2 separate regions of the Homo sapiens genome follow, and region 1 is linked to region 2. A link is an interaction called in ENCODE POLR2A ChIA-PET data of the cell type or tissue named here. Cell type or tissue: IMR-90. All regions are shown on one strand. Links, peaks and the distances in the headings refer to the core of each region. The heading gives the core; the rest is flanking DNA.

Region 1 (11,836 bases), core at 2,675-10,674, 170 kb after region 2:
GTTTTCCTTTGTCAGCTGGGCATGGTGGCTCACACCTGTAATCCCAGCACTTTGGGAGGCCGAGATGGGCTGATCACCTGAGGTGAGGAGTTCAAGACCAGCCTGGCCAACATGGTGAAATCTCGTCTCTACTAAAAATACAAAATTAGCTGGGCGTGGTGACGCGTGCCTGTAGTCCCAATTACTCCGCAGGCTGAGGCAGGAGAATTGCTTGAACCCAAGAGGCAGGGGTTGCAGTGGCGGAAGTTGCAGTGAGCCAGGGAGACTCCATCTCACTCCTGGGCTCCAAGAGACTCCTGGGCTCTTGTTGCCCAGGCTTGAGTGCAGTGGTGCAATCTCAGCTCACTGCAACCTCTGCCTCCTGGGTTCTAGCGATTCTCCTGCCTCAGCCTCCCGAGTACCTGTGACTACAGGTGCCCGCCACCACGCTAGGCTGATTTTTGTATCTTTTTTTTTTTTTTTTTTTTTTTTTTTTTTAGCATTTTTTTATTTTGAGACCGAGTTTCGCTCTTGTGCCCAGGCTGGAGTGCAATGGTGTGATCTCGGCTCACTGCAACCTCCGCCTCCCGGGTTCAAGTGATTCTTCTGCCTCAGCCTCCTGAGTAGCTGGGATTACAGGCATGCACCACCACGCCTGGCTAATTGTGTATTTTTAGTAGAGACCGAGTTTCTCCATGTTGGTCAGGCTGGTCTCCACCTCCCGACCTCAGGTGATCCGCCCCCCTCGGCCTCCCGAAGTACTGAGATTACACGTGTGAGCCACTGCGCCCGGCCAGATATATATATATATATATTGTTTCCTTTGTCACTGTTTATATTCTGCAAGTTCTTTCTAGGTAAAAGTTTTAATAGAATGGATTCAAGATATCAGATCTGATTTATAGTAGCTTGCAACTTGAACAGTAATACATGTACTTTCATAATAAAAATAGTAGTAAATATAAAAAAATAGTAAATTCACTACAAGACCTAGTGGAGCATGCCTATTATCCCGGCTACTCTGGAGGCTGAGATGAGCAATTCTGAAGTCTAGCTACAGGCACGCAAAAATTGGCCGGGTGTGGTGGTGTGTACCTTTAGTCTCAGCTACTCTGGAGGCTGAAGTGGGAGGATCACTTGAGGCCAGGAGGTCAAGGCTACAGTGAGCAATGATCACACTACTGCACTCCAGCCTGGGCAAGACTGTCTCTATGAAAAAAACAAAACAGGCCAGTTACAGTGGCTCACGCCTGTAATCCCAGCACTTTGGGAGGCCGAGGCAGGCAGATCATGAGGTCAGGAGATCAAGACCATCCTGGCTAACGGTGAAACCCCGTCTCTACTAAAAATACAAAAAAAATTAGCCAGGCATGGTGACGGGCACCTGTAGTCCCAGCTATTCAGGAGACTGAGGCAGGAGAATGGCGTGAAACCGGGAGGCGGAGCTTTCAGTGAACCAAGATCGTGCCACTGCACTCCATCCTGGGCGACAGAGTGAGACTCCGTCTCAAAAAAAATTAAAAAAACCTCCATCTCGGCTGGGTGCGGAGGCTCACGGCTGTAATCCCAACACTTTGAGAGGCCAAGGCAGGTGGATTACCTGAGGTCAGGAGTTCCAGATCAACCTGGCCAATGTGGCGAAACACGCGTCTCTACTAAAAATACAAAAATTAGCTGGGTGTGGTGATGGGCGCCTGTAATCCCAGCTACTCAGGAGGCTGAGGCAGGAGAATCACTTGAACCCAGGAGGTGGAGGTTGCAGTGAGCCAAAATCGCACCATTGCACTCCAGCCTGGGCGACAATAGCCAGACTCTGTCTCAAAAAACAAAACAACGGCCGTGGTGGCTCACGCCTGTAATCCCAGCACTTTGGGAGGTCGAGGCGGGTAGATCACCTGAGGTCAGGAGTTCAAGACCAGCCTGATCAACATGGTGAAACCCTGTCTGTACTAACAGTACAAAATCAGCTGGCTGTGGTGGTACATGCCTGTAATCCCAGCTACTTGGGAGGCTGAGGCAAGAGAATCGCTTGAACCCAGGAGGCAGAGGTTGCAGTGAGCCAAGATCGTGCCATTGCACTCCAGCCTGGGCAAGAAGAGTGAAACTCCATCTCAAAGAAAAAACAAAAACAAAAAACAACAACAAAAAAAAAACAAGGCCGGGCATGGTGGCTCACGCCTGTAATCCCAGCACTTTGGGAGGCTGAGATGGGCGGATCACGAGGTCAGGAGTTTAAGACCAGCCCGGCCAGAATGGTGAAACCCCGTCTCTACTAAAAATATAAAAATTAGGCCAGGCGCGGTGGCTCATGCCTGTAATCCCAGCACTTTGGGACGCCAAGGCGGGCGGATCACGAGGTCAAGAGATCGAGACCATCCTAGCTAACACAATGAAACCCTGTCTGTACTAAACAAAATACAAAATATTGGCTGGGCGTGGTGGCGGGCGCCTGTAGTCCCAGCTACTGGGGAGGCTGAGGCAGGAGAATGGCGTTAACCCGGGAGGCGGAGCTTGCAGTGAGCCGAGATCGCACCACTGCACTCCAGCCTGGGCAACAGAGCGAGACTCTGTCTCAAAAAAAATTAAAAAATCAGCTGGGAGTGGTGGCAGGTGCCTGTAACTCCAGCTACTCGGGAGACTGAGACAGAAGAATCACTTGAACCCGGGAGGTGGAGGTTGCAGTGAGCCGAGATCGCGCAATTGCACTCCAGCCTGGGCGACACAGCGAGACTCTGTCTCAAAAAAAAAAAAAAAAAAAAAAACCCAAAAAACAAACAAACAAAAAAAACACCTCCGTCTCTACAAAAAAAATTAGCTGGGTGTGGTTGTGTGTATCTGTACTCCCAGCTACTCTGGGCTGAGGCAGGAGAATGGCTTCAACCCAGGACGCGGTGGCTGCAGTGAGCCTAGATCGCTCCACTGCACTGCAGCCTGCGCGACAGAGCGACACTGTCTCAGAAATAAATAAAATAATAAAATATGTAATTTATATAATTACCTAGATCCAATGCTGTATGTGGAAACTAAAGGAAAAAGAAAAAGAAAATTAGCTGGAGGAAAAATATGGTAATGTGTCCCCCCACCGTTTTGTTATTTTAAAGGAAAGATAAGGCCAGTCCTGGTGGCTCATGGCTCTAATCCTCCCAGCTTGGGAGGCCAAGGTGGGCTGATCACTTGAGCTCAGGAGTTCAAAACCAGTCTGGCCAACACAGCGAAACCCTGTCTCTACAAAAAATACGAAAATTAGCTGGGCCTGGTGGCGTGTGCCTGTAATCCCAGCTAATTGGAGGCTGAGGCAGAAGAATCGCTTGAGTCCGGGAGGCAGAGGTTGCAGTGATTCCGGATCGCAACGCTGCATGCCAGCCTGGGAAATTGGAGTGAAACCATGTCTCGAGGGGAAAAAAACAAGCATAAATAATAGCGGGTGAAAATAACTCGGGTGGGGCTGGGCATGGTGACTCACACCTGTAATCCCAGCACTTTGGCAAGAGGCCAAGGCGAGAGGATCACTAGAGGTCAGAATTTTGAGACCAGCCTGGCCAACATGGTGAAACTCCATCTGTACTAAAAAGACAAAAATTACTCACGCCTGTAATCCCAGCACTTTCAGAGACCGAGGCAGGCAAATCACCTGAGGTCAGGAGTTCAAGACCAGCCTGGCAAAACCCTGTATCTAGAAAAATATAAAAATTAGCTAGGCGTGGTGGCGTGCACCTGTAAACCCAGGAGGCAGAGGTTGCAGTGAGCCAAGATCACACCACTGCACTCCGGCCTGGGCAATAGAGCAAGACTCCATCTCAAAAAAAATAATAATAATAATAAAAATACAAAAATTAATGGCCGGGCATGGTCGCTCATGCCTGTAATCCCAGCACTTTGGGAGGCTGAGGCGGGCAGACCACCTGAGGTCAGGAGTTCGAGACCAGCCTGACCAACATGGAGAAACCCCATCTCTACTAAAAATACAAAATTAGCCGGGTGTGGTGGCACATGCCTGTAATCCCAGCTACTAGGGAGGCTGAGGCAGGAGAATCGCTTGAACCTGGGAGGCGGAGGTTGCGGTGAGCCGAGATCGCGCCATTGCACTCCAGCCTGGGCAACAAGAGTGAATCCCTGTCTCAAAAAAAAAAAAAAAAAAATTAGCTGGGTGGCGGGGCAGGATGGCTCACGCCAGTAATCCCAGCACTTTGGTAGGCCGAGGCAGGTGGATCACCTGAGATCAGGAGTTCGAGACCAGCCTGGCCAACATGGTGAAACCCCGGCTCTACTGAAAATACAAAAATTAGCCAGGTGTGGTGGCGTGCGCGTGTGATTCCAGCTACTCAGGAAGCTGAGGCAGGAGAATCGCTTGAACCTGGGAGGCTGCAGTGAGCTGAGATCCTGCCACTGCACTCCAGCCTGGGTGACACAGTGAGACTCCATTTCAAAAAAAAAAAAAAATTTAGTCTGGGGTGGTGACACGGGCATGTAATCTCAGCTATTCAGGATGCTGACACAGGAGAATAGATTGAACCCGGGAGGCAGAGGTTTCAGTGAGCCAAGATCGCACCACTGCACTCCAGCCTGGGTGACACCTAAAAAATATATATATATATTTTTAATATAAATATAAAATATTTAAATATAAAATATACATTTTATATTTATATTAAAATATATATAATAGGCCAGACACAGTGGCTTATGCCTGTAATCCCAGCACTTTGGGAGGCCGAGGTGGGCTGATAATTTGAGGTCAGGAGTTCGAGACCAGCTTGGCCAACATGGCAAAACCCCGTTTCTACTAAAAATACCAAAATTAGCCGGGCTTAGTGTCAGGCGCCTGTAATCTCAGCTACTCGGAAGGCTCAGGCGGAATAATCACTTGAACCTGGGAGGCGGAGGTTGCAGTGAGCCAAGATCGCGCCGCTGCACTCCGGCCTGGGCAACAGAGCGAGACTCCCTCTCTAAATAGATAGATAGATAGATAGATAGATAGATAGATAGATAGATAGATAGATAGACGGACAGACAGACAGATAGATAGATAGATAGAATAAGTGAAAGGCTGGGCGCGGTGGCTCACGCCTGTAATCCCAGCACTTTGGGAAGCTGAGAGGGGTGGATCACGAGATCAGGAGTTCAAGACCAGCCTGGCCAAGATGGTGAAACCCCGGCTCTACTAAAAATACAAAAAATTAGCCGGGCGTGGTGGCAGGTGCCTGTAATCCCAGCTACTTGGGAGGCTGAGGCAGAGAATTGCTTGAAGCCGGGAGGCACAGGTTGCAGTGAGCCAGGATTGAGCCACTGCACTACAACCTGGGCAACAGAGCGAGACTTTGTCTCTAAAATAAATAAATAAATAAAAAGAATAAGTAAATAAATAATGTTAATTCGGGTGGGGCAGGAGAATTGTTAAGTGGACTGACCGGAAGTCAGCTAACTGGATTTGGGGAACCTCTTTTTTTTTGAGACGTAGTCTTGCTCTGTCGCCCAGGCTGGAGTGCAGTGGTGCGATCTCGGCTCACTGCAAGCTCCGCCTCCCGGGTTCACGCCATTCTCCTGCCTCAGCCTTCCGAGTTGCTGGGACTACAGGCGTCCGCCACCACGCCCGGCTAATTTTTTGTATTTTTAGTAGAGACAGGGTTTCACTGTGTTAGCCAGGATGGTCTCGATCTCCTGACCTCGTGATCCGCCTGCCTCGGCCTCCCAAAGTGCTGGGATTACAGGCGTGAGCCACCGCGCCCGGCCTTTTTTTTTTTTTTTTTTTTTTTTTTTTTTTTTGTCTTTTGAGACAGGGCCTCCTTCTCTCATCCAGGAGTGTGGCACAATCATGGCTCACTGCAGCCTCCACCTCCATGGCCCAGCCTGCAGTGCAGCTGAGTCCACAGGTGCGCGCCACCACACTCGGCTAAGTATTCATTTATTTAGTAGAGATGGACTTTCGCTTTATTGCCCAGGCTGGTCTTGAATTCCTGGGCCCAAGCGATCCCCCCCGCCTCGTTTTCCCAAAATGCTGGGATTACTGGCGTAAGCCAACGCGCCCGGCCTAGGGAAACTTTCTAAGCTTCAACTTCTAGCTCTGTAAAATGAGAATTGGAAGTAGGTGCGATCTGAACTTTCTGATCAATTCCGGGTACAAGCTTTTCAACAAAACTGAGCTGAGGAAATAGCATGTAATACCGTGGGAAAAGAGAATACTCACCTTAAAGGAAAACTGGGGGAGCGGGGCCTAAATGCACACAAACTGCCCACAATCGGTTATCCAGTCTCCTCCCCTTCACTTTCCAACTCCTCTTGCATAGTCAGTCTGGTCAACCTCCTCTGGGGCCAAGCAAGCAACTTCCCCCACGGCCTTAAGGGCCCACCGGTCAACCCGGGGTGAGTGGAGACAATAGGGTTTGTGTCGCAGGGGTCGTTGACATCACGTAAGAATGCGCAGGGGTGTCCCCATCTAGGGTCCTCATCCCCCACCAGAAAGGCCCTCCGAGGCTACGGTGGTTGGGATGGCGTACCTGAGCGAGTGTCGCCTGCGACTGGAGAAAGGCTTTATCTTGGACGGGGTGGCTGTGAGCACCGCTGCCCGCGCTTATGGGCGCTCTAGGCCCAAGCTGTGGTCGGCGATTCCGCCCTACAACGCGCAGCAGGACTACCACGCCCGCAGCTACTTCCAGAGTCACGTGGTTCCGCCCCTTTTGCGGAAAACTGATCAGGTATAGGAGCTTCCCGGAAGACCCCACACACCTCCCTAAATCTTCACTCCAGCGTTCTCACCACAAAGAAGGCTCCGCCACTTTCACCTCCTCGGTTTACTTTCTTTTCTTTTTTAAATTTTTATTTATTATTATTATTTTGAGACAAAGTCTCGCTCTGTCGCCCAGGCTGGAGCGTAGTGAGTGGCACCATCTTGGCTCACTGCAACCTCCGCCTCCCGGGTTCAAGCGATTCTCCTGCCTCAGCCTCCCGGGTTCAAGCGATTCTCCTGCCTCAGCCTCCCGAGTAGCTGGGGTTACAGGCGCGCCACCACGCCAGACTAATTTTTATATTTTTGGTAGAGACGGGGTTTCGCCATGTTACAGGTGTGAGCCTGTAATTATAGGGTCTGATTCTCGCCCAGGCTGGAGTGCGGTGGTGCCATCACGGCTCACTGCAGCTTCCACCTCCCAGGGTCAAGCAACCTTCCCACCTCAGCCTCGCGATTAGCCGGGACTACAGGCTCGCGCCATCACGCCGGGCTAATTTTTTTTTTTTTTTTTTTTTTTTTTTTTTTTTTTTTTTGTAGAGAGGGGGTCTCGCCATGTTACCCAGACTGGTCTTGAACTCCTGGGCTCACGCTATCCTCCCGCCACCGCCTCCCAGTTTTCTTAACGCAGCCCGAGGACTGGAGGAAAGGGAGGACAGGTGTTGAGCGCAAGCTCCCTGAGCTCACAGAATGGCCTTCCAGCCCTGAATTTGAGAATAGACTCATTCCAGGTTTCTGCAAGGCAAGGGGATAGGGCTCAAAGCCAGCTTCTCCCAAACCAGTCGGTGTCTTTGTCTTTTGTGACGTCACAGACCCGCCCTCTAGGGTGACCTCACACCGCAAATTCTCTAAATACGCAAAAATCCGTGTGACCTCAGTGAGCAAGACAAAGGGAATTGATTTGACCTGCAGGGCGAGACGCCTTCCTCCTGTGACATCATAGTGGCAGGGCATGGGGCTTGCTCTCCGGGTTCTTTGGTCTGATGGGAGGGACACCTCTCAAACCTCTGCGGACCTCAGTTCCTCCCCCTGGCCTTTTCCCTCCTAGGTGTAGGCCCCTTCCCAGCAGAGTTCTCCTCCACCAACCCCCCAGATCAAAGATTCCGAGACTGTTTGCTGATGGTTCAATTTTTCCCCCAACATTTTGCTTCCAGTATTTGTGTTTCTACGTATAAGCGGTGTGGGGAAGAGACAGGAAGACTCATGGGGTTATTCTGTGAGCAAATCTTCGGGATTTGTGTGTGTGTGTATAGTCCCAAATGTTTGTTTGCATAGGTCTGTGCAGTGCATGTATATGGACATACATGAGTCACACATGTGTTGACTCATGTAATTTTTTTTTTAATTTTTTTTTGAGACGGAGTCTCGCTCTGTCGCCCAGGCTGGAGTGCAGTGGCAGGATCTCGGCTCACTGCAAGCTCTGCCTCCTGGGTTCACGCCATTCTCCTGCTTCAGCCTCCCAAGTAGCTGGGACTACAGGTGCCCGCCACCACGCCCGCCCGTCTAATTTTTTGTATTTTTACAAAAAATAGTAGAGACGGGGTTTCACTGTGTTAGCCAGGGTGTTCTCGAACTCCTGACCTTGTGATCTGCCTGCCTCGGCCTCCAAAAGTGCTGGGATACAGGTGTGAGCCACCGTGCCCGGCCCAATTTTTCTTTTCTTTTCTTTTCTTTTTTTTTTTTTTTGAGACAGGGTCTTGTTCTGTCACCCTGGCTGGAGTGCAGTGGCATAATTTTGGCTTACTGCAACCTCTGCTTTCCGTGTTCAAGCGATCCTCCCACTTCAGCCACTCTAGTAGCTGAGACTACAGAGACAGGGTTTCACCATGTTGCCCAGGCTGGTCTTAAACTCCTGAGCTCAAGTGTTCTGCCCATCTCGGCCTCCCAAAGTGCTGGGACTATAGGCATGAGCCACCATGCTGGCATCGACTCGTAATTTTACGACAGAAGGAACCAGAGTCTGGGGAGGGGAAAAGGAAGAACTTGAGTATTTAAAAGGTTGAAAATGATAGGGTATACATATTTTGAAAATGCTTTCTTTCTTTCCTTTTTTTTTTTTTTTTTTTTTGAGACAGAGTCTCACTCTGTCATCCAGGCTGGAGTGCAGTGGCGTCATCTCAGCTCACTGCAACCTCTGCCTCACAAGTTCAAGCAATTCTCCTGCCTCGGCCTCCTGAATAGCTGAGATTACAAGCGCCCGCCACCACACCCAGTTAGTTTTTTGTATTTTTAGTAGAGACGGGGTTTCACTATGTTGGCCAGGCTGGTCTCGAACTCCTGACCTCAAGTGATCCACCTGCCTCAGCCTCCCAAAGTGCTGGGATTACAGGCGTGGGCCACCGCACCCGGCCTTGAAAAAGGCTTTCTAATTTTCTTTTTTGAGACAGAGTGCAACTCTGTCACACAGGCTGGAAGTGCAGTGGCACAGCTCACTGCAGCCTTGAACTGCTGGGCTCAAGCAATCCTCCAGTCTCAGCCTCCTGAGTAGCTGGGACTATAGGCGTGTGCCACCATGCCCAGCAGCTAATCTTTTATTTTATTTTATTTTATTTTTGAGGTGGAGTCTCGCCCTATTGCCCAGGCTGGAGTGCAGTGGCACGATCTCAGCTCACTTCAACCTCTGTCTCCTGGGTTCAAGTAATTCTCTTGCCTCAGCCTCCTGAGTAGCTGGGATTACAGGCATGAGCCACTACACCTGGCTAATTTTTGTATTTTTAGTAGACACCGGGTTTAGCCATGTTGGCCAGGCTAGTCTCCAACTCTTGACCTCAGGAGATCCTCCAGCCTTGGCCTCCCAAAGTGCTGGGATTACACTGCTCCCAGCCAATCTGTTTAATTTTTAAAAGTATTATTTAATTATCAAAACCACCATTTGTGGTAGGTATTATTTTCATTTAAATAAAGATAACATTTATTAAACTTTACTATGCCAGGCCCTTTATCTGAACAAAATCACTTAAGTCTCACAGCAAGCCAGGCACAGTGGCTCAATCCTGTAATCCCAGCACTTTGGGAGGCCGAGGCGGGTGGATCACTTGAGTTCAAGAGTTTGAGACCAGCCTGGCCAATATGTGAACCCTGTCTCTACTAAAAATACAAAAATTAGCCGGGCATGGTGGCGCGTGCCTGTAATCTCAGCTACTCAGGAGGATGAGGCAGGATAATTGAACCCAGGAAGCGGAGGTTGCAGTGAGCCGAGATGGCAACACTGCACTCCAGTCTGGGTGACAGAGTAAGACTGTGTCTCAAAAAACAAACCTCACAGCAATACTCCTTTTACCGATGGGAAAACTGAGGCCCAGAGAAGCTGTGTAATTGGCCCAAGGTCACAAAGCCTGTTAATGGTTGAGCTGGAGTTAGAACCCAGCCTGTCTGGCAGCAGAAACTGAGCCTTCAGCTGCCAAGCTCAACTGCCCCTCCCGGAGAGGCAATAGGTTCTTCTTTTTCTTTTTCTTTTTTTCTTTTTTTTTTTTTTTAGATGGAGTTTGGCTCTTGTTGCCCAGGCTGGAGTGCAATGGCAGGATCTCGGTTCACTGCAACTTCTGCCTCCGGGGTTCAAGCAATTGTACCGCCTCAGCCTCCTGAGCAGCTGGGATTACAGGCGCCTGCCATCATGCCCAGCTAATTTTTTGTATTTTTGGTAAAGATGGGGTTTCACCATGTTGGCAAGGCTGGTCTCGAACTCCTGGCCTCAGGTGATCCACCCACCTTGGCCTTCCAAAGTGCTGGGATTAGAGGCCTGAGCCACTGCACCCGGTCTGGTTCTTAAATATATTTAATCTGTCTGCACCAGTTACCTAAGGCTCTGACCTCTTCCCTATCCCCACAGCAAACCCCAGGGCAGTTTGCACTGTGTCCCCCTCAGCATTGTGGCTGACAGTGTTCTTGCCCACTTTCTCTTGCCCACTTTCAGGATCATGGCGGTACAGGAAGGGATGGCTGGATAGTAGACTACATCCACATCTTCGGGCAAGGACAAAGATACCTCAACAGGAGAAATTGGGCAGGGACAGGCAAGTGCTGCCTCCATTTCTAGCCTCATCATGGTTCCTGGGCCATAGCAAGGCCTGGTTGAGGGGAAGAGGCAAAGGGACTGCATCCTTCCAGCTTTTCTTCACATACATGAGCAGATGGTGCCACAGTGCCCCCTAATATTAGTTAATAAGCACCAGTACTGTATGTCAGACCTCATTTTTTTTTTTTTTGAGACGTGGTCTCACTCTATCACCCAAACTGGAATGCATGAAATGCAGTAGCACGGACAGGTGCAGTGGCTCACGCCTGTAATCCCAGCACTTTGGGAGCTGAGGCGGGTGGATCACTTGAGGTCAGGAGTTCCAAACCAGCCTGGCCAACCTGGTTGAACCCTGTCTCTACTAAAAATACAAAAAAACAATTAGCCAGGCGTGGTGGCTCGCACCTGGAATCCCAGCTACTTGGGAGGCTGAGGCAGGAGAACTGCTTGAACCCGGGAGGCGGAGGTTGCAGTGTGCCAAGATCGTGCCACTGCACTCCAGCCTGGGCGATGCAGCGAGACTCCATCTCAAAAAAAAAAAAAAAAAAAAAAAGAAAGAAAGAAAGAAAGAAATGCAGTAGCACAATTACTACTCACTGCAGTCTTGACCTCCTGGGCTTGCGCAATCCTCCCACCTCAGCCTCCTGAGCAGTTGGGCCCACAGGTGTGCACCACCACACTCAGTTAATTTTTTATTTTTTGTGGAGATGGAGTCTCCCTATGTGGCCCACGCTGGTCTTGAACTCCTAGGCTCAAGTGATCCTCTGGCCTCAGCCTCCCAAAGTGCTGGCATTACAGACATGAGCCATTTGTTGGGCACTTTTCACCCTCACACTAACCCCATGGCACAGGTAGGAAAACAAGTTTCTTGAGTTAAAGTAATTTGGCAAGAGGGCTGAGCTGGGATTAATAGTCTGCTCTTCCTGGCCTGGTGCAGTGGCTCATGCCTGTAATCCCAGCACTTTGGGAGGCCGAGGCAGGCGGGTCACGAGGTCAGGAGTTCGAGACCAGCCTGGCTAACATAGTGAAACCCCGTCTCTACTAAAAATACAAAAAATTAGCCGGGCGTGGTGGCAGGCACCTATAATCCCAGCTACTTAGGAGGCTGAGGCAGGAGAATC
Region 2 (11,836 bases), core at 2,459-10,458:
GGTGCGATCTTGGCTCACGGCAACCTCCACCTTCCAGGTTCAAGCAATTCTCCTGCCTCAGCCTCCCGAGTAGCTGAGATTACAGGCACGTACCACCAGGCCTGGCTAATTTTTGTATTTTGTAGTAGAGGTGAGGTTTCACCATGCTGACCAGGCTGATCTTGAATTCCTAACCTCAACTGATCTGCCCGCCTCGGCCTCCCAAAGTTCTGGGATTACAGGCATGAGCCCCCGCACCCGGCCTATCAACATGTTTTAGATGCTTAACTAAACGCTAAGCGTGTTATGTGTGTTTCATTATTTAATATTTATGTAATCTTCACAATTTCATTATTATTTCATTTTACAGGTGAGGAAGCCATGGTTTAAAGCAGAGATCACCAACTGCTGGACCACAGACCTGCACGAGTTCACGGCCTGTTAGGAACCGAGCCACACAGCAGGAGGTGAGTGGCAGCCAAGGGAGCATTACTGCCTGAGCTCCGCCTCCTGTCAGATCAGTGGCAGCATTGGATTCTCATAGGAGCACAAACCCTATTGTGAACTGTGCATGCCAGGGATCCAGGTTGCACACTCCTTATGAGAATCTAATGCCTGATGATCTAAGGTGGAACAGTTTCATCCCAAAGCCATACACGGCAATCCAGTTCTTGGAAGAACTGTCTTCCACAAAATCAGTTCCTGGTGCTAAAAAGGTTGGGGACCACTGGTTTAAAGGACTTAGGCACATAGCTATTAAAAAGGATAAGTGAAATAAGCCAGGAAAGACAAACTTTACATGTTCCCACTTATTTGTGGGATCTAAAAATTTTAAAACAATTGAACTCATGGAGATAAAAAGTAGCCTGAGGGTTACCAGAGGCTGGGAAGGGCAGTCAGGGGTGGGTGGGAAGTGAGGATGAAGCAGGAAATGTCCCCAACCCCTTCACCGGTGGGAACCGGAGTGCATGGGCACTAGAACTAGCCGGCCGCTAGGGTGCCGGTGCTGGCAAGGACAGACTCCACTCACTCAGTCCTGCTTTGTCCCCCGCCTTGCAGGAGGGGAAGCACAGGTGAGTGAGTGCAGCAGTCGGGGCGAGCGCTTTTGGGTGCCAGGAGAAGCAAAACTCTGAGCAGTCCTGCGGTAGCCTCTAGGGAGATGCCCATGACCCCTGAAGCCCCAGAAAGAGTTACAGTCAGCGCTCTTTTAGCTTAGCCATCCACGGACAGCTTAAGTGTTAACAGCTCAGTGGGGGGTCAGTGTCTTTTGTACTCGCACCTGAGTTCTTGTCTGGCATCCAGGAGGAATGAGGTCACACAAAAGAATTGGAGATAGTAAGTTGGGGGGATTTAATTGCCAATGAAAGTGGCTCTCAGTGGGAAGGGGAGCTGAAATGGGGATGGAGTGGGAAGATAACCTTCCCCTGGAGTCCAGCCATCCCCCACTGCACTCATCTCCGAAGCAATGCTGTCAAGCTGTCCCTCTGAAGTCAAGCTACTTCTCTGTAACATCCAACTCATAGTCTCAGACATCCCGCTGCTTCTCCTTTTCTCCTCTTTTCTCCTCTTCTCTGCTGGCAGAGCCTAGGTGTTTATGGCCACAGGATAGGGGGCAGGGTGGGCCATGGGTGGTTTTATAAAGGCAACATTTGAGCAGGAAAACAGGAATGCATGTTCTCACTTTGCACTGCAGTTCCAGGCTTGAGGACGGGGCCCTCACCAGGGACCTGCCCTCTTCTGCCCAGAATTTCCCTGCCTCCTATCCTATCAGAGATAATTAATGGGTACAAAAAAATAGTTAAAGAATGAATAAGATCTTTATTTGATAGCACAACAGGATGACTTATAGTCAATAATAATTTAACTGTACATTTTAAAATAATTAAAGAAGGCTGGGCATGGTGGCTCACGCCTGTAATCCCAGCACTTTGGGAGGCCAAGGCAGGAGGATTGCTTGAACGTGGGAGTTCAAGACCAGCCTGGGCGTCATGGTGAAACCTCAACTGTACAAAAAATACAAAAATTAGCCAGACATGGTGACAGGCGCCTGTGGTCCTAGATACTCTGGAGGCTGAGGTAAGAGGATTGCTTGAGCAAGGTCAAGGCTGCAGAGATCTGTGATCACATCGCTGCCCTCTAGCCTGGGTGACAGAGAAAGATCCTGTCTCAAAAAAAAAAAAATAAAATAACTAAAAGAGTGTATCTGGGTTATTTGTAACACAAAGAATAAATGCTTGAGGTGATGGATACCCCACTTACCCTAATGTGATTATTACACATTATATACCTGTATCAAAATATCTCATGTACCCGATATATACACCTACTGTATATATGTACCCAGAAAATTACCCACAAAATTTAAAAATGTACCCACAAAAATTAAAAATTAAAAAAGATACATTAAAACTGTACATATTAGGATAGAAAGTGTCCATAATAATTTTTTTTTTTTTGAGATGGAGTCTCACTCTTTCGCCCAGGCTGGAGTGCAGTGGCGCTATCTCGGCTTACTGCAAACTCCGCCTCCCAGGTTCATGCCATTCTCCTGCCTCAGCCTCCCAAGTAGCTGGGACTACAGACGCCCGCCACCACGCCCAGCTAATTTTTTTGTATTTTTAGTAGAGACAGGGTTTCACCGTGTTAACCAGGATGGTCTCGGTCTCCTGACCTTGTGATCCACCTGCCTTGGCCTCCCAAAGTGCTGGTATTACAGGTGCGAGCCACTGCACCTGGCCAATAAATTTTTTTTTTATAATTATCACCCATTATCAGAAAAATAAAATATACCTATATAATTTCATAAAGAAATTAAGTGTCTTGCCCAAGGCCATCTAGCCAGCTAGCTGTACAGCCAGGACTTGAACCCTGGGCCTATGGTGACTCCAAGTTCACCCTTTACACCATGAGAACCAATAAAGGTAAAGAGACTTTGGAGGACATAAGAGGCAAACTCTCATTCATGTCAGGTCTTCTTTTTGCAATATCCTTGGAAGGTGGCCAGCCAGCATCTGCTTGAATACTTCCAACAACAGGGAGCTCATTACCTTCCTGGCAGCATGCTCCACTGTTGGCAGCTGGTTATTAGAATTTTCCTCCATCAAATGAGGAGAAATCTGTGCATCCTAATATCTGATCTTGAGTTCTGGATCCTCACAGAGGAGGTGACCCCCTTCAGCCAGACCAAAACTGGGCTGGCTTGCACTGGTCCCTAAGGAGAGACTTCAGGAGTGGGTCCAGTGGGTTCCACACTGCTTCATGGGGAAGGGAACACGAATCCATCCTATATCTCACTCCTCGCACCTCCACTGACCAGCACTTCCTGCAGACTTGCCCAGGTAAAGCTTGTCTGCTGTATGTGCACTGCTTCCATGATGGGGCTTTGGGGCCTCAGCTGCAGAAATGCCTGAATTTCCATTCATGGTAGGGCCTCCCACCCTTGAAAGAATAATTATCTGCCTGCTGAGCTGATAGGTTCCCATCTGGTGAGGGCTGAATGCCGTAGTTTTAGAAAAGACACCAGAAAAGGCAAGCTCCTGAACTGGCTTTGACAGATTCCCCCAGCTACTCTAAGGGAAAAAAAAAAAATGACTGAGGTGGGTGTCGGGTAGAGGGTTGGGGAGAAGGCCTAGAAAGGAAAAGAAAATGAATATGGGATGCTAATGAATTCCTGTGATCTCACTGTCTCCTATTCCAGCACATGCTCCTCTGCAGAAAGTGATGGGGCTGCCTTGCCAGCTGGAGCCTGAAACTGTGCCCAGGTAGACAGAACTGCGAGTCCCAGGACAGCCTGGGAAGTGTTGGCTGCCTGGTAATGGAAGAATGTCCAGGATGGAAAACAAGAGGCTGGATCTGCAAATGACATTGTATTTCAGGGGTCTGCTTTCCTGGTCTGCCCCTCCCCACCTCTGTAGCTCCCTCACAGTGACAGCAGAGCTGTGAACCCAGGAACAAACCCCACCATTGCCCCTGTCCTCTCTCATCTCTACTTTCCACATTGAAAAATAATAAAAGAGGCCAGGCATGGTGGCTCAAAACAGCTATAATACCAGCACTAGGATGCCAAGATGAGAGAATGGCTTGAGGCCAGGAGTTCAAGACCTGCCTGAGCAACATAGAGAGACCCACCCCCCAGTCTCTGCAAAAGCTAAAAATTAGCTGAGCATGGTGGGATGCACTTGAAGTCCCAGCTACTTGGAGGCTAAGTCAGGAGGATCACTTGAGCCCAGAAGGTTGAGGCTGTAATGAACCATGATTGTGCCACTGCATTCCAGCCTGGGTGACAGAGTGATATCCTGTCTCTAAAAAATAAATAAGGTAATAATAATAAAATAAATGCCCTCCAGGAGTTTCAGTAAAGGGTCTGAAGTATATAATTTGTACTTGTACCTCAGGCCAGCCTTCTGCCAGTAACCATGATTGCAGGCTGATCCCAAAAGTCGTTGTCTTCATCTGTTTTATGCTACTATAACTGAATACCACATGCTGGGAAATTTACTAGGAATAGATGTGTACTTAGCTCACAGTTCTGGAGGCTGGGAAGTCCAAGAGCATGACACCAGCATCTGGTGAGGTCCTTTATGCAGCTTCATCCCATAGTGAAAGGCAGAAGGGCAAGAGAGCATGAGAAGGAGCAAGCAAGAGAGGGCCAAATTCGCTTTTATAACAACCTGCCCTCTCAATAGCAAACCCACTTCTGCAATAACAACATTAACCTATTCATAAGGGTGGAGTCCTCATGACCTAATCACCTCTTAATAATCCTACTTCTTAGAACCATCACAATGGCAATTAAATTTCAACATGAGTTTTGGAGGGGACATTCAAACCATAGCTGTACAGTTTATATAGCTAGCATGGTCAGGCTCAAGTAAAGCTATCGTAGGATTATTGATTGCCAATCATGTTCCAGGCTATGCCTTAAGTGCTTTGTATACTTGCAACAAATTTGTGAACTGAGAATTATTCTTATGAGTGTTTTCCAAACGCGGAAACAGGGTTCAGAAGACTTAAATAGGAAGGTTGCCCAGACAAAACAGCAGGAATTTGAACCCAGAGGGAATTTGAACCCAGGTCTGTTCTGCTCTAAAATCTGTGCTCTAAAAAAACAAACAAAATTTCTGTTATGGCAAATTTCTAATATACACAAAAGTTCTACAAACTAGTACCATGAATCACCACATATCTGCCACCAAGTTACAATAACCATCAACACAGGGCCACTCTTGTTGCATCTCCCCCTTCTCCCTAATTTTTTTTTTTTGTGTGTGAGATGGAGTTTCACTCTTGTTGCCAAGGCTGGAGTGCAATGAGGCGATCTCGGCTTACTGCAACCTCCTCCTCCTGGGTTCAAGTGATTCTCCTGCCTCAGCCTCCAGAATAGCGCCCACCACCACGCCCGGCTAATTTTTGTATTTTTAGTAGAGACAGGGTTTCACCATGTTAGCCAGGCTGGTCTCAAACTCCTGACCTCAGGTGATCTGCCCTCCTCAGCCTCCCAAAGTGCTGGGATTACAGGCATGAGCCACCATGCCCGGCCTACTTTTTGTATTTTTTTTTTTAGTAGAGACAGGGTTTCACCATGTTGGCCAGGCTGGTCTCGAACTCCTGACCTCAGGTGATCCACCCACCTCGGCCTCCCAAAGTGTTGGAATTATAGGCATGAGCCACCACGCATGGCCAATTAAGTCATTTTTAATGAAAATTAGATATCATGTCATTTCACCCATAAACAGTTCAACATGTGTCTCTAAAAGATAAAGACATTCTTAACCCCCTCAAAATAATATCTTTAGGTGAGAGATTACCAAGAAAATGTCTTGTTGTTCTTTGAAACAGAAAAATGGCAATATTTGCATTACCCCCAAAGGAAGAAAGCATTTCTTCGGATGTCTTGTGGCATTTTAGCATAACGTGGTGGGTGGGGCATAGTCATTGTCTGCTGAGTCCAGGAATGCCCACTGGGCAGCCCCTTAATCACAAGGATCTGTCCACCTTGCCCCGTGGAACAAGCTATTCTGCATGTTACCCCTAAGTAACATCAATTGATCCATAAAGAAAACCTGCTCATACCTATAATCCCAGCACTTGAGGCGGGCAGATCACCTGAGGTCGGGAGTTCCAGACCAGCCTGACCAACATGGAGAAACCCCATCTCTACTAAAAATACAAAATTAGCCAGGTGTGGTGGTGCATGCCTGTAATTCCAGCTACTCGGGAGGCTGAGGCAAGAGAATCGCTTGAACCCGGGAGGCAGAGGTTGCACTGAGCTGAGATCGCGCCATTGCACTCCAGCCTGGGCAACAAGAGTAAAACTCTGTCAAGAAAAAGGGGAGGGGAGGGGAGGGAAGGGGAGGGGAGGGAAGGGAAGGGAAGGGAAGGAAAGGAAAGAGAAAGAAAGAAAGGCATGCCTACTGGAAACCAGATGTAACCGGCTGTGCTGTCTCAGAACCTGTTACATGGTTCCCTGGTGTGTGTGTGTGTGTGTGTGTGTGTGTGTGTGTGTGTGTGTGTGTGATAAGATTCACATTTCTGAACATACCTATGTCTCAGACATTAAGCTAGGTGCTTTCAGATGTGCCAAGAACCTAACACTCAGGTTTTAAAATTTTGATTAGATTCTTGTAGTTCAGATTCCCATTTGGTTCAAAATTCTATTCTGTGCTGGAATAGTAGGGAAGAGAAGATACTCCCTTCAGAGGCTAAACCTATCAATCAGCAGCATTTCTTAAGAGAGAGTGAGAGAAAGAGTGTGTGAGTGTGGGTGAGTGTGTGTGTGTGTGTGTGTAAGCCACCCTGAGAGTCACCCTGGAAAGTACCAAGACTAGGCTATGGTTCCTCCCCTATCCTGCCATGGAAGAAATCTCCCTGCATTGGAGTCCACGGATACTTAGTAATCTCCTTCTCCCATGCTCCAGGGCTTGTGATCACTGTCCTAACAAGCTTGGGAGTTTAGTAGTTAGGGTGGATGAGACAAAAGTACACAAAGAGCCAGGTACGGTGGCTCAAGCCTGTAACCTTAGCACTTTGGGAGGCTGAGGCAGGAGGTTCGCTTGAGCCCAGGAGTTCAAGACCAGTCTGGGAAACATAGTGAGCCCTCATCTCTACCAAAAATAATGTTAAAAATTAGCTGGGCATGGTGGTGTGCACGTGTAGTCCTAGCTACTAGGGAGGCTGAGGCAGAGCTTGAACTGGGGTGGTTGAGGTTGAGTGCAGTGAGCTGTGATCATGCCACTGCACTCCAGCCTGGGTGACAGATCTAGATCCTCTCTCTTAAAAAAAAAAAAAAAAGGTACACAAAGAAGTGGATCTTGGCCGGGGGCGCTGGCTCACGCCTGTAATCCCAGCATTTTGGGAGGCTGAAGCAGGCAGTTCACCTGAGGTCAGAGGTCAGGAGTTCGAGACCAGCCTGCCCGACATGGTGAAACCCCGTCTCTACTAAAAATACAAAAATTAGCTGGGCATGGTGGCGCACGACTGTAATCCCAGCCACGCAGGAGACTGAGGCAGGAGAATCACTGGAACCCGGGAGGCGGAGGCTGCAATTAGTCGAGATCACACCACTGCACTCCAGACTGGGCGACAGAGTGAGACTCCGTCTAAGAAAAAAAAAAAGTAGATCTCCTAGGCAAAAGGTACCAAATACCACAGCAGATGTCATGAGGGGCAATACGGAAAAGCAGTAGCATCAACGTGTGATGAGAAAATCAGGAAAGCATAGGGGAGGAGCTGGTGGCATGTGAGATGTAGAATGTGCCCCAGAACTGTGAGCAGTTTGCTCTACCCAGCCATGTACTATGGACTCTAGAGGCCACACGATGGGTTCTACTCTGCAGTCCCTCCTCGCGATGATGCTGCTGATGGCCCTTATGGCGTGTTGGGGGCTTTGGTCCTATTTGTGCTCTTGGATAAGTGCAAGGTTTCCCCTGACTGCTCAGGGACGTCTGCCCCTAACACGGGACCCTTGTTGCTGGTGGAGATGGCTCTCAGGGTTTGCTTGTTAACCCCACAAAGCTGGGGGTTGCTGCAGCTCTCTGTGACTCTAGCAGATGGTTTGCTGGTTGAATCATTCGTTTTGTGCCACAGTGAGAATGACGAGGGGGTTGGAAGCACTGCTGGAGGGAAGAGTTATACCTGCTGGAGTCACGGCTCAAAATAGACCCATGGTTAGGACTTTTTTTTTTTTTTTTGAGTTGGAGTCTCACTGTCACCCAGGCTGGAGTGCAGTGGTGCAGTCTTGGCTCACTGCAACCTCCGCCCCTCAGGTTCAAGCCATTCTCCTGCCTCAGCCTACCGAGTAGCGGGATTACAGGCTTGCGCCACAACGCCCAGCTACTTTTTGTATTTTTAGTAGAGATGAGGTTTCACCATGTTGGTCAGACTGGTCTCAAACTCCTGACCTCAAGTGATCCGCCTACCTCGGCCTCCCAAAGTGCTAGGATTACAGGCGTGAGCCACCGCACCTGGCGATAATTAGAATTTTTACAGCCAGAGTGATGGAGGAGGGAATTATAAGAAGAAAGGCACAGGGGCAGGAACAATGCATTTTCAGAGAATTCCCAGTAAACGATGGGTGGTGGAGAGCAGGAGAGGAGAACCCTGGAGACGCATGTAGAGAAGCAGGATGGGGAAATTTTTAAAAACTCATAAAAATGTACTGAGGACTTAGACATAGCAATGGACAGCCAATGAAGGGGACTGGCGGAATTGTCACAAGACCTGAGGAATATTAATCTAACACAAATTAATAACACCATGGATTGGGAAGGAGGAAGAAATGGGGGCCAGGAGACCAGCTGGAAGGCCCTAAGTGCAATTACACCCTATTGTGATTGTGGCTTACTTCTGCAGGGCCCCCACCGGAATGCAGGGCTCTTGAAATAAGTGCTCTGCTGGCTTTCAAAATCTTGGGAATGGGACTGCACTGCATTAACTTTTTATTTTTCCAGTGCCTGGCACATAGTAGGTGCTCAATAAATATTTATTGAAAAGGAGAGAGAAAGACAGAAAAGGAAGGGAGAGAGAGACAAGGAGGGAGGAGGGAGGGGGAAGGGAAGGAAGTAGAAAAAAAATTATGAAAGCCAAACCTGTAAGGCTATGGAGATGGTTTAGATAGAGGTAATGAAGGCCTTTCTGGAGGGCACTCCAAACACGAAGGTGGGGAAACCACAGATACTTCTGTAAGAGGATCTATAGGACTTGGCAAGTGACTTGATGTGGGAGGAAAGCAAGAGTGAGGAATTTCTAGACGATCGGGAGAATGAGGGCACCATTAATAGAAATAAGACAAACGGGAACTGAAGTGGTTCGGTGGGAAAAGCAGTATGAGGATGATTTTCCTTTTTTTTTTTTTTTTTTTTTGAGATGGAGTCTCACTCTGTTGCCCAGGCTGGAGTGCAGTGGCATGATCTTGGCTCATTGCAGCCTCCGCCTCTTGGGTTCAAGGAATTCTTGTGCCTCAGCCTCCCGAGTAGCTGGGACTACAGGCATGCATCACCACGCCCAGCTAATTTTTTTGTATTTTTAGTAGAGATGAGGTTTCACCATGTTGGCCAGGCTGGTCGTGAACTCCTGGCCCCAAGTGATCCGCCTGCCTCAGCCTCCCAAAGTGCTGGGATTACAGGCGTGAGCCGTGGTGCCCAGCCATGGATGATTTTCATTTTGGACATTTTGAGTTTCAGGTGCCAGCAGGACCATCAAATGTAGCTGTCTAGCCAGCAGCTGGATACATGGACCGACAGCTCAGAAAGGAGCTCAGTGCTAAACGGCAGTCTGGGAAGACATCTGCAAAGAGGGCCTGATGGCAGTCCTGGGAGTGGGTGAGATCACGAAGCAGGAAGGAGAGAAAACAAGAGGCCAAAGGGCAAGAGTCTCGAGGATGCCAACACTTACGGGAAGAGAACAAGCAACTGTTGGAGAGAGAAAAGGAAAATGGGGAAAGTTCAGGATCCCTATCGCCAAGGAGGAGGGTTTCAGCAGGGCCAGATGCTTCCAAGATCAAGCCCGAGAAGAGCCTGCAATCCAGCAGCAATAGGAGGTCACAGGAGTTCTCAGAGGATCCACGGACTGTGACGTGCTGAGGGCGGATCCAGATTGTGCCGATTAAGAAAGAAGTGGGTGGTGAGATCCGGAAGCCGCCAGTAAAACACTCTTTGAAGGGCTTTGGCAGCAATGGGGGGAAGAAAGGAAGGACTGTGGCTCGAGGGGGAGGAGGGATGGGAGGAAGACTTGTTTTTAGAATGGGTGAGCTGAGAATGGATTTGTAGGTGGAAAAGAAGAAAACAGCCAGATGGGAAAGGAAGGAGGCAGAGGGCATTTGGTGGAGCGGAGAAGGCCCCGGAGAAGGAGGGGGAAATGAACAGAGTACATTTTTCTAAAGCACACTAATTGAAGTTGCACATCCATGGTAATAAGAAGTCCTCACATTTGAAAAGCAATGAAATGCAATCTCCAAAGTATTTTTATACACTCTATCTTATTTAATCCGGTGGGAGGTAGAGTACATTTATCTCTACTAAAATGTAAGGAGGTTAAATGATTTACCCAAGATCACCTCGCTCATCAACAGAAGAACTTGGGGTCAAGCACCTGTTGTGTCAGCACCGTGTGAGGTGCCTGAGAGCCCAGAAGGGACCGATAGAGGCTCCTGCCCTCAAGGAGCTCAAAGCCCAGGAGACTGAGCTTCCTTCTACTGGCAAAAATGCCCCAAAACATAATGTGCACAGAGGAGGACACTTTTTCAGACCGGGGAAGGGAGAGGAGTGGGATTCAAGGGAGGCTTTCCAGAAGAGGCGATGTTTGGGCTGAGCCTGGAAGGAAAAACCGCAATGACCCGGCTAAGTGGGCGGCGGCAAGAGGAAGTCCACTCCCAGCAAAGGAGGTTTGTGTGCAAGAGCCTGGGGCCTTTGGGAACTGTGAGCAATTCACTCCGCTGGAACACAGGGTAGGCGTGGCTGGGTACAGGAGAGGAGTGTGCCAAGATGGGGGTGGGAGGAACATGGCAGCCACCCTGAAGAATTCTAATTCCTTCCTTTTAAACCAGTGAGGCGTTTTGATCAAGGGAAAGATATCAGATTTGCATTCTAGAACACTCACTCTGGAGGTCCCCTGGAGGTAGTGCAGAGGATGGATTCAAGGAGGATGTTATGGGAGGCAGGGAGACTAGTTAAGATGCAAATACAGTGGCCTGGGCAAGAAAAGGGGAGGGCCTGGAAGGGGCAGTGGCATTTGTAATGGAACAGATAATGACTATCTGTCTGTGAAGAAAGAACTGGTCAGCCTTAGAGGAAGAATGAGATGAGGAAATAGGGAAAGGAAGGGTCTAGGATGATTTCCAGGTTCTGGCTTGAACAGAAGCAGGAAGAAAAGCAGATATTAGTGAGGATGGGGAGTTGGGTAGCAAATAAGTTCAGGACACATTGAGTTGAGAAGCCTATGGGACATCCAGGTGGAGGTGTCCACTTGGAGACAGAGGTCTGGAGCTCCTGGGGAGGCCGACCTAGAGATAATCTTTGTGAGTCATCAACATAAGTCACCAACATGAGCCACCAGTGGGGATGAGTGTTTGGAAGGAGAAGAGAAAAGGGCCTCTCACACAGCCTGGAGGAGCACTGGCATTTAAGAAGAAGGTGAAAGAAGCCAGGTGTGGTGGTTCACACCTATAATCCCAGCACTTTGGGAGGCCAAGGCAGGAGGATCACTTGAGCCCAGGAGTTCGAGACCAGCATGGGCAGGATGGCAAAACCTCATCCTACAAAAAATAAAATTAGCTAGGTGTGGTGGCATGTGCCTGTAGTCCCAGCTACTCGGGAGGCTGAGGCTGGAAGATGGTTTGAGCCTGGGAGGTCGGGGCTGCAGT

Evidence for each region. ChIA-PET counts read pairs that join two places held together with the same protein. Peaks named below come from ENCODE experiments on the same cell type or tissue, not always from the same donor. Only the 100,000 strongest peaks of a DNase experiment are listed, where the experiment ranks them.
Region 1: POLR2A ChIA-PET joins it to region 2 with 12 read pairs; 7 of 35 experiments call an interaction of 5 or more read pairs at or near these places.

The regions. Positions count from the first base shown.
Region 1 is chr17:38,836,018-38,847,853 of GRCh38, reverse strand. It overlaps SPMAP1 (sperm microtubule associated protein 1), which reads left to right and starts at 6,416. Exons shown (of 3, transcript NM_001080465.3): 1 at 6,416-6,671; 2 at 10,614-10,713. The coding sequence starts at 6,465. LOC124903994 (a long non-coding RNA gene) reads right to left here and starts at 6,354. Exons shown (of 3, transcript XR_007065743.1): 1 at 6,164-6,354; 2 at 2,978-3,002. In IMR-90, for the core only: no CTCF peak of the experiment used is centred there; no DNase peak of the experiment used is centred there.
Region 2 is chr17:39,001,543-39,013,378 of GRCh38, reverse strand. It overlaps LOC105371767 (a long non-coding RNA gene), which reads left to right. Exons shown (of 3, transcript NR_188621.1): 2 at 350-446; 3 at 3,677-4,333. Among named protein-coding and RNA genes, the nearest start is that of LINC02079, 20 kb to the left of the region's middle. RefSeq lists enhancers at 530-1,067, 1,068-1,605. In IMR-90, for the core only: no CTCF peak of the experiment used is centred there; no DNase peak of the experiment used is centred there; H3K27me3 peaks cover 2,226 bases.